Linked DNA regions of Homo sapiens: region 1 is linked to region 2. The links are chromatin contacts, found by Hi-C or POLR2A ChIA-PET in ENCODE. All regions are on one chromosome and are shown on one strand. The core of a region is the stretch at or near the end of the contact, and the rest is flanking DNA. Distances in the headings are between cores, read along the strand shown.

The links. A loop is a pair of places that touch in the nucleus more often than their neighbours do. ChIA-PET counts read pairs that join two places held with the same protein, here RNA polymerase II (POLR2A). Pooled maps may share reads with other maps.
Region 1: a map of CD8-positive, alpha-beta T cell shows a loop between it and region 2 (2.2-fold over the local background). The contact joins two enhancer-like sites. A Hi-C loop is called at or near these places in 1 of 168 maps with a recorded cell type or tissue (CD8-positive, alpha-beta T cell), 1 of 37 single-sample maps with no recorded cell type and 7 of 50 pooled maps. POLR2A ChIA-PET finds 5 or more read pairs at or near these places in 2 of 52 experiments (AG04449 and H1).

The regions. Positions count from the first base shown.
Region 1 is chr6:149,923,472-149,928,286 of GRCh38, reverse strand. No RefSeq gene overlaps it. Among named protein-coding and RNA genes, the nearest start is that of RAET1G, 2.8 kb to the right of the region's middle. RefSeq lists a silencer at 1,890-1,969 and enhancers at 1,900-2,434, 2,435-2,970. Within about 2 kb of position 2,211, at least 5 of the 41 ENCODE cell types and tissues checked have a DNase peak (open chromatin) inside an H3K27ac peak, as active enhancers do.
Region 2 is chr6:149,760,099-149,764,694 of GRCh38, reverse strand. All of the region lies in intron 1 of PCMT1 (protein-L-isoaspartate (D-aspartate) O-methyltransferase), which reads right to left. Among named protein-coding and RNA genes, the nearest start is that of PCMT1, 13 kb to the right of the region's middle. Within about 2 kb of position 3,099, at least 3 of the 41 ENCODE cell types and tissues checked have a DNase peak (open chromatin) inside an H3K27ac peak, as active enhancers do.

The sequences.
Region 1 (4,815 bases), core at 962-3,461, 160 kb before region 2:
GCAATGGCAGTAAAAGGCAAAGTACACAAATGGGATCTGATTAAACTGAAGAGCTTCTGCACAGCAAAAGAAACTATCATCAGAGTGAACAGGCAACCTACAGAATAGGAGAAAATCTTTGCAATCTACCCATCTGACAAAGGGCTAACATCCAGAATCTACAGAGAACTTAAACAAATTTACAAGAAAAAAAAAACAACCCCATCAAAAAGTGGGCAAAGGATATGAACAGACACTTCTCAAAAGAAGACATTTATGCCGCCAACAGACATACGAAAAAATGGTCATCATCACTGGCCATCAGAGAAATGCATATGAAAACCGCAATGAGATACCATCTCACACCAGTTAGAATGGTAATCATTAAAAAGTCAGGAAACAACAGATGCTGGAGAGGATGTGGAGAAAGAGGAACGCTTTCACACTGTTGGTGGGAGTGTAAATTAGTTAAACCATTGTGGAAGACAGTGTGGTGATTCCTCAAGGATCTAGAATTAGAAATACCATTTGACCCAGCAATCCCATTACTGGGTATATACCCAAAGGATTATAAATCATGCTACTGTAAAGACACATGCACATATATGTTTATTGTGGCACTATTCACAATAGCAAAGAGTTGTCCATCAATGATAGACTGGATTAAGAAAATGTGGCACATATACAACACAGACTACTATGCAGCCATAAAAAAGGATGAGTTCATGTCCTTTGCAGGGACATGGATTAAGCTGGAAACGATCATTCTAAGCAAACTATCACAAGGACAGAAAACCAAACACCACATGTTCTCACTCATAGGTGGGAGTTGAACAATGAGAACACATGGACACAGGGCGGGGAACATCACACACTGGGCCCTATTGGGAGGTGAGGGGCTGGGGGAGGGATAGCATTAGGAGAAATACCTAATGTAAATGACGAGTTGATGGGTGCAGCAACCGAACATGGCACAAGTATACCTACGTAACAAACCTGCACGTTGTGCACATGTACCCTAGAACTTAAAGTATAATTTTTAAAAATTATTTAAAAATTAAAAAATAAATAAATAAATAAATTTTAAAAAATAAAATAAAAATCATATATCAGGTAAGGGACTGGTATTCTGAATATATAATATTGCAACAAAATATAATTGCAATTATATATTATATATAATATATAATGTTGCAACTCAACATTATAAAGTGAAATAACCCAATTTAAATATATGCAAGGAATTTGAATAGACATTTCTCCAAAGTAAGACAGGTATACTACACGGTGGTCTCAAAAGAATAGAAAATTTTGGGCAGCAGTTTCAGGTGACTAGCAAAAGGAATCTGTTGAAATATGTGCAGAGGCTCTGGGCTGATAAGATGCTGAAAAACAGCATGTGGACCAAGCTGGCTAAGAATGACTGGACCCAACAAGGCCCTGCATTTGACCTAGGTTTCACCTAGGACCTCATTACATGCTGATTAACATACTAAACACACACCAGCCAGCTCCTGAGCAGTTCTGAGAACACTTATATTTAGTGTAAAAATGCGGGGCACCACAGTTCTGAGAAATCTCTACCTTCTTCCAGGAATTTTCATGAATATTCCACTCCTTGGTTAAAGAAACCCAGAAAGGTGGCAGCCCCAAACTTGCACCTGCTTCTCTCTCGAGTTCCCCTGCACTCCCTTTACTTGACTGTGTACTTTGCCTTTTACAATAAATCTCCGTCCTTTCTCTATTTCCTACTGGTCCTTGAATTAATTTCCCCGGCAATATCAAGAATCTGGACACTGGCTGGAGTCGAGGTCCCACCGGCGTTTGGGGACCTCCCCTTGCCCGCTGGCATCAGAAGAAGAATGCAAATCGCAGTGAGCCCAGGAAAAGGTGTTCAGTGTTCACAGCCCTCAGGGAAATGCCAATCGCACCCACAAGGGGACGCCTCACCCCGCTGAAATGGCTGATCCCAAACACAGTGAGGGTGGAGGGGGTGGGGCCTGTGTTCCTTACTGGGCAGAGAGCAGGAGACGGAGAGTCGGTGGAGTGTGGGGGCTGTGCGCGTGTCCCCCTCTCCCCATTTTCGTGGTGGGGGTTTCTCATTGTTCTCCGGCCCTGTTTCCTTCCTCTCCCTTTCTGCCGCCCTCCCTCCAATCCTTCTTTTCCACCCATCCCAAGGTTTTCTCCGCCTCACGACGTCCATGCTAGGGCCTCCCAGACCAGCGGAGAAACCAGCAGCCCTGGACCGCAAGCGGCGGGGTCAGGGAGGCGACAACGGGAAGCCCCTGCCGGACCCTGGACACTCAGGACCTAGTGCTGCCCGGGCGCCCTCCCGCAGCAGCCCCAGGGCGAGGAGGATGGGGGGGGTCCTCGCAGGGGCCACACTGTCGGAGCCCCACGGATCCGGGCGGGACGGTGAGGCCTCCACACTGAGCCGGTGGCAAAGTCCCCGCGAGGATGAAGGAGGAACCCCGTGCTCCTCACCCCACCAGGCCCCGCATTTCCTGGCTCCTCCTGTCTCAGGAACCGCCTGTCCCTTGCCGCGACCGGCGAGTCCTTCCGGGTCTTCCTGAAACAGTTTCGTCCCGAGGCTCTGGATCTGGAAGCCCAGGGGCATCGTCCGGGAGCGGGGCACCCACTGTGGGTCTCCGCCAGCCAGCACTCAGGCCCGGAGCTCGGGGACAGCGGGCGCCCTGGGAGGAGCACACAGAACCATATCAAGGCTTAGGTCCTGTCGAGCTCTAGAGGGTTTAGCAAATTCAGGTCTGTTTCAGACTGTGTCTCTGGTCATAAGGAACCCCCACGGTGCGTGGTGTGCAGACAGCAGGAGCTCAGGCATGTGCGGTCCTCACATTTGAGTGGGGCAGCAGATTGGTGGCTCCAGATGCTGTGTGTCAAGGAGAAGGAGATTCCATCCACTGGAGAAGAGCAGAGGAACTGGGTGTAACCCCAGGAAGGAGAGGCTGCCAAGGACTGTGTCGACCCAGAGGACAATGCTGGAGTTAATTCCCAGGGAAGGTGCCTGGGTCACAGCCTTTAAGGCAGACGCTGACTGAAAAGACTGTATACAAGTAGGAGGTCAGGTCTCTGGGAACCCTCAGAATACGGCTCAGTCCTGGGGCAATGCCCCTGCCATCCGGCCTCCTGCACACTCCAGATTCTGGCCCTGCCTGGAGCAGAGCTGACTCGGAGACAGGGGTACTGAGCTGCTCCTGGAGTTCCAAGGTCACTGCTGAGCTGGACCAGGAGTGGATGGGGCGGGGCAGGGACAGTCTCATTCAGAGCTTTGGGTACAGCCCTAGGGTGAGAAGAGGCTGAGAGAGAAGGGGAAAAGAGGATATTGCCTGAGTGGCTGGGGGCAGAATGGGACCCAGGGGCTCTGTCCAGTCCTCACCCTAAGCTAAGCCCTTCACAGCTGCCAGGAACCACTGGGACCCTCACCTGTCTCTGGCTTCTGCCACCACTTCCAGATGCCCTCATGATAATTAAGACAAGGATACAATTGGGGTTTCCTTTTGAGGATGGCCGCAGGGACCGTCCAGGGACTGAGCAGAGGTGTGGGTGCAGCCATGGATCCAGGCATCAATGGTTGGCCACAGATGGGTGTACTGCAAAGTGAGCTCCACGCACGCACAGACCCCTCCCTTGCCTCCTGCTCCCATGGGAAACACAATTGATCACATTCCAATTGAGCAACAGTAGGCCACTAGGGCTTTTTTCCCTCAAAAGCTGTACACAGATCTAGTATAGTCTCAAAGACCTCATGCTTCTAGTAGAGAAGCAAAGAAATGTGTGAGCATTTGTCACACAGGGAGATCCGGATACGCTCCATCACTGTGGATCCAGGCCTCAGGGAGCAGGAGGGTGTTCCTTCATGTGGGAAGATGAGGGACACACATGGGAGGGGGTATTTGTGCGCGGCTTGGAAGGATGGCTGGTCCTTGCCCAGGGGGAACAGGCCCAAAGCAAGCGCTGGCAGTTAGTAGCTATGGGGAGCTTTCATTTGAACCTGCTCTGCTGAGTCCCCTGGGCCATCCCCACACCTGGTGGGGCACTGTTCTAAGGGGAGCTCAGGGTCAATCTCTCTGATGTGCTTTCTAAATCAGCAAGGTGCCTCACAGGTTGTGATTTTAGAGACAAGGTTTTCAATGCTTTGCATTAAAATGCAAAGATTTTAATGAGCAGAGTCTTTTTGCCAATCCGAATTGGGCAGATCCCAGCAAGACACATATTTTTAAGATAATTTTTAAAGCTGTTTAATTTTGGTAAAAAAGTAGAACATAAAATTTACTATCTTAACCAATTGTTTAGTGTACAATATCTTCTTTGAAGCTTCTGAAGACCTGGTGCTTCTGTAATAAAATCTAGCCCCGGGCCAGGCGTGGTGGCTCACCCTTGTGATCTCAGCACTTTGAGAGGCCGTGTCGGGCCGATCACTTGAGCCCAGGAGTCCAAAGCCAGCCTGGGCAACATGGTGAAACCCCGTCCCCACTGAAATACAAAACTTAACCGGGCTTGGTGGCGCGCACCTGTGGTCCCAGCTACTTGGGAGGCTGAAGCAGGAGAATCGTTTGAATTCGCGAGGCAGAGGTTGCAGCGAACCCAGATCGCGCCGCTGCACTCCAGCCTGGGCGGCAGAGCGAGACTCTGTCACGAAGAAAAAAAAGAAAAGAAAGAAAAACCAACCAACCAAACAAACAAACCTAGCCCAGGCTATAACCACGTCCACTCGGGATTTGGGATGAGGCCGCGGGGATGGGACTGGGCTTGGATCTGCGCACAGGACGGTGGGTTGGGAGCACTCTGCAACGCAGGGAGAGGGAAGGCGGGTGTCGC
Region 2 (4,596 bases), core at 1,850-4,349:
CATCATAGTTTATTATAACCTCAGACTCCTGAGTTCCAGTGCTCTTCCTGCCTTAGCCACCCCAACACCTAGGCCTACATGTGCATGCCACCACACTCGGCTAATTTTTAAAAGTTTTTTTTTAGAGAGTGGGTCTTGCCATGTTGCCCAGGCTGGTCTCAAATTTCTGGCCTCAAGTGATCCTCCCACCTCAGCTGAGATTACAGGTGTGAGCCCCTGTCCCTAGCCTGAAAGCATTTTTTTTTAAAGTTTTAAAAGCAGAGTAATAATAGCAGTGATATTCGCTTAATGTTTACCATGTGAAAGATACAGTACTAATAAACAGAATCTTATGTTGTCTCAAATAAGCCTATAAAGTAGGCACTATTATTATTTCATTTGACAGATCATAACATTGAGGTTAGAAAGACTAGTTAAGTAGTCCAAGATAACAGAGCAAATAAGGGGTAGGGTTATTCAAATTAAGATGTTAGATTTCTATGATCACTTCACTATACTGCTACTAACATATTCAAATAGCTTAGTGAGTTCTACTAATTCATTTCCCAAAATAATTCTTGAGTGGTTCATTTCCCCTGAAATTAATTCAAATCCCAGAGGGTGATTCATAGACTCTCAAAGTCACAAGAGGCTTTAGGAGCCATTGAGTCTAACTTCATAAATTGGTACCATATTCTCTTCTAAAAGAGTTCCATTATTGTGGTTCTTACTAGCTCATTCAGACCACTCTGATTATTAGACAATTTCCCTGTATTAAGATGAATCTCCCTTTTCATAATTCACTCACATGACACTCTTAGTGTTATTCTCTGAAGCCACAAAGAATATATTGAATTTCTATCTAGTCAACCATTTTTTACATAAAGATAAATCAGGACTACCTCCAGCTTTATTTTTTTCAGGTTAGGCAGCTTCACTCAACACTGCCAATTATTCATCAATTTTTGAAACCATCATCATATTCACTGTATTCATTCTTCTCTAGATGGATACTTAAAGTGTGACATCTTAAAGATTTTACTTGAGGCACATTCTAAAAATCAAAGTAAATTAAAGAAATCACTTCCTTCAAGCTCGATAATATACTTCTATCAAATTTATGTGAGCTTCTTTGGCTCTACAGATATGAAGGCATATGGAAGTTACTAAAAACTCTAAATTGTTATTAATAGCATGCCATCAGCCATTTATTAAAAAGCTGAACCCATCATGTCTCAGAATAAAGCTTTTTTAGGCATTACTGGGTGGTTTCCAAAATTTTCACAAGTTTCTTATTATTTATTTTTGCCCAGGATCCCATGTTCTAAAAGATGCTTAAACCAAACTATTATATATTTACTAAGCTATTAAATAATTTTTCTGTCATTGGTAATCTATGATATATATATCATAGATATATATATCATAGATATCATAGATATTTATATCATAGATATCATAGATATATATATCATAGATATCATAGATATTTATATCATAGATATCATAGATATATATATCATAGATATCATAGATATATATCATAGATATCATAGATATATATCATAGATATATATATCATATATATCATAGATATACATATCATAGATATATATATCATATATATCATAGATATACATATCATAGATATATATATCATAGATATACATATCATAGATATCATAGATATATCATATATATCATAGATATATATATCATATATATCATAGATATATATATCATATATATCATAGATATACATATCATAGATATATATATCATATATATCATAGATATATATATCATAGATATATATCATAGATATATATAACATATATATCATAGATATATATATCATAGATATATATCATAGATATATATATCATATATATCATAGATTATCATAGATATATATATCATAGGTATATATATCATAGGTATATATATATCATAGGTATATATATCATAGATATATATATATCATAGATATATATATCATAGATATATATATCATAGATATATATATATCATAGATATATATATATCATAGATATATATATCATATATATATCATAGATATATATATATCATAGATATATATATATCATAGATATATATATCATAGATATATATATCATAGATATATATATCATAGATATATATATATCATAGATATATATATCATAGATATATATATCATAGATATATATATATATCATAGATTACCAGCACTCTAAAATATTTCTAACAAACAGAAAAGTAATTTGATGTTTTACTTTGCATGTACAGGCTAATTAGGGGTAAATGTGCAATTACCATTAGGCTTTTCTGAAATAGAGAACAGCTTGAGAGCCACCCATACCCGATCTGCTTGCCGCCCTAGGGTCTAAAGACCCTCATTAAATGATTATAATAATGGCTAATGTTGGTCCAAATATGCAACTGATCCAAATGAAAACAGGATTCAAAAAGGAGACTACAATAGAATCCAAGCTATCAGCCAAATAATAAAAACCTTGAAAAAATTAGGGTCATGGTAAGAAAAATATGTTTCTTTTCCCAACTTGAAGCGTGGGTGAAAACGGGCACAGAGGATAAATCAAATTCCAGGAAAAAAAACAAAAACACTATACAAGAGTTATGATTTACATATAAGGAAAACTAAAATGTAGCAAGATTTAAAGCAACTGATGAAGCATTAAAAAACAAAGGAAAAACATTTGACAGTCTTCAATAGCAGAAAGGTCTGTAATATAGGAAACAAAGGGCAAGGAATAAACTCAATACACTACATCGTTCAGCAAAGTATGGATACAGTCATAAATATTAATGATGGCTACTGATTTTCAACTTTTGAAATCAACAATAAGGTGCAGAAGATTTATTTACTGCTCAAAACAAAATGTAAATGTTATCAACTTTGACAATGTAAAAGAACTGTCAATCAATTAGGAAATGAGAGCGGGAACTCCCTAATACCCTTTCTTACCAAGTAGATGGGTTAAGAGGTAGTGTCAGTTTATAAATTATGGAACAAGAAACAGAGGTTAAAGTCTATTACTTAAAGTTACAAAGGTAACCACAAAAGAGGAACCAAAAACTATGATATAACTATATGAAGGAAGGGGATAGGTTTGTATTGTGTAAATACTCATCCATCTTGGCAGGAGGTCAGCAGATGATGTCTAAAGTAGATAAAACATGAAACATCAGTTTAAGCATATGATTTAGAGATATGAAGATAATCACAAGAACCAAAAACAGTTAAAAGTGGTTCACTCTAAGCAATGAGTCTGGGAATGGCGAAGAATGTTGTTTTTCATTATAAGCTCATCTTATTCTGTATCTTTTAAATATGTACATATATTACTTGATTAAAAATTAATATTCTCAATTCTCCTATCATAGATAGTATGTATGTGTATATATATATGTACACACACACACACACACACACATCACCCTTACAATTAGCAAGATACAGCAAGGACTGCTTTACTTTCATAGTGATAAAATTTTATGTGTGTGTGTGTGTGTATTTCATGTTTTATCTACTTTAGACATCATCTGCTGACCTCCTGCCAAGATGGATGAGTATTTACACAACACAAACCTATCCCCTTCCTTCATATAGTTATATCAGTTTTATATATGTGTGTATACACACACACACACACACACACACACACTTTTTTACCTGCATCCTCTATAATCCAGTATATAGTGATAGAATTATTTGGGTGCATTCCCAATTAGTCTCCCTGTGATTATGTGAACTCTTACAATTAAGTTCTTGTCAATGGAACATACGTAGAAATTATGGATACAACTTCCAGAACATGCTCTTTTTGTTTTGTTTGTTTTTTGAGACGGAGTCTTGCTCTGTGCCAGGCTGGAGTGCAGTGGTACGATCTTGGCTCACTGCAACCTCCGACTCCCTGGTTCAAGCGATTGTCCTGCCTCAGCCTCCCAAGTAGCTGGGACTATAGGCATGCACCACCATGCCCAGCTATTTTTTGTATTTTTAGTAGAGACAGGGTTTCACAGTGTTAGCCAAGATGGTCTCGATCTCCTGACCTCGTGATCCGCCCACCTCGACCTCCCAAAGTGCTGGGATTACAGGCATGAGCCACTACACCTGGCCCAGATCATGCTCTTAAAAGGAATGGGTGTTTTCCTTTTTCTCCTGCTTACCTCCCCATTGGCTGGAAGAGGGAAATGGTGAAGGTAAACTATCTTTAACCTTGTAGATGAGGGAAAGAGCAGAGCAACAAGAGAGGAGTCTAGGTCTTCAGCACCATGGAACCACCATATTAGTCTTGAACTGTTTGGACTGCTATGGGAGAGAGAAACTTATTTTGTTTAAGGTATTGTGGTTTGGTCTTTTTTTATAGCAACTGAACAATGTACCCTCATGCACAAGGCATATGAAGAGGCAAATAAGACCAGCCTGCAGAACAGGATTGGAGTTGGAGCATGGGAGTAAGCTATATAAGACTCTAAAAAGGCCTGGAAAGGTAAGCAAAAGGTGTTTACACCTGATACAGTAAGCATTAAGAAGCCTAAGCAGCAAAGTGACATAACAGAAATCAGTACACTAGGAAAAAATCAGTATAA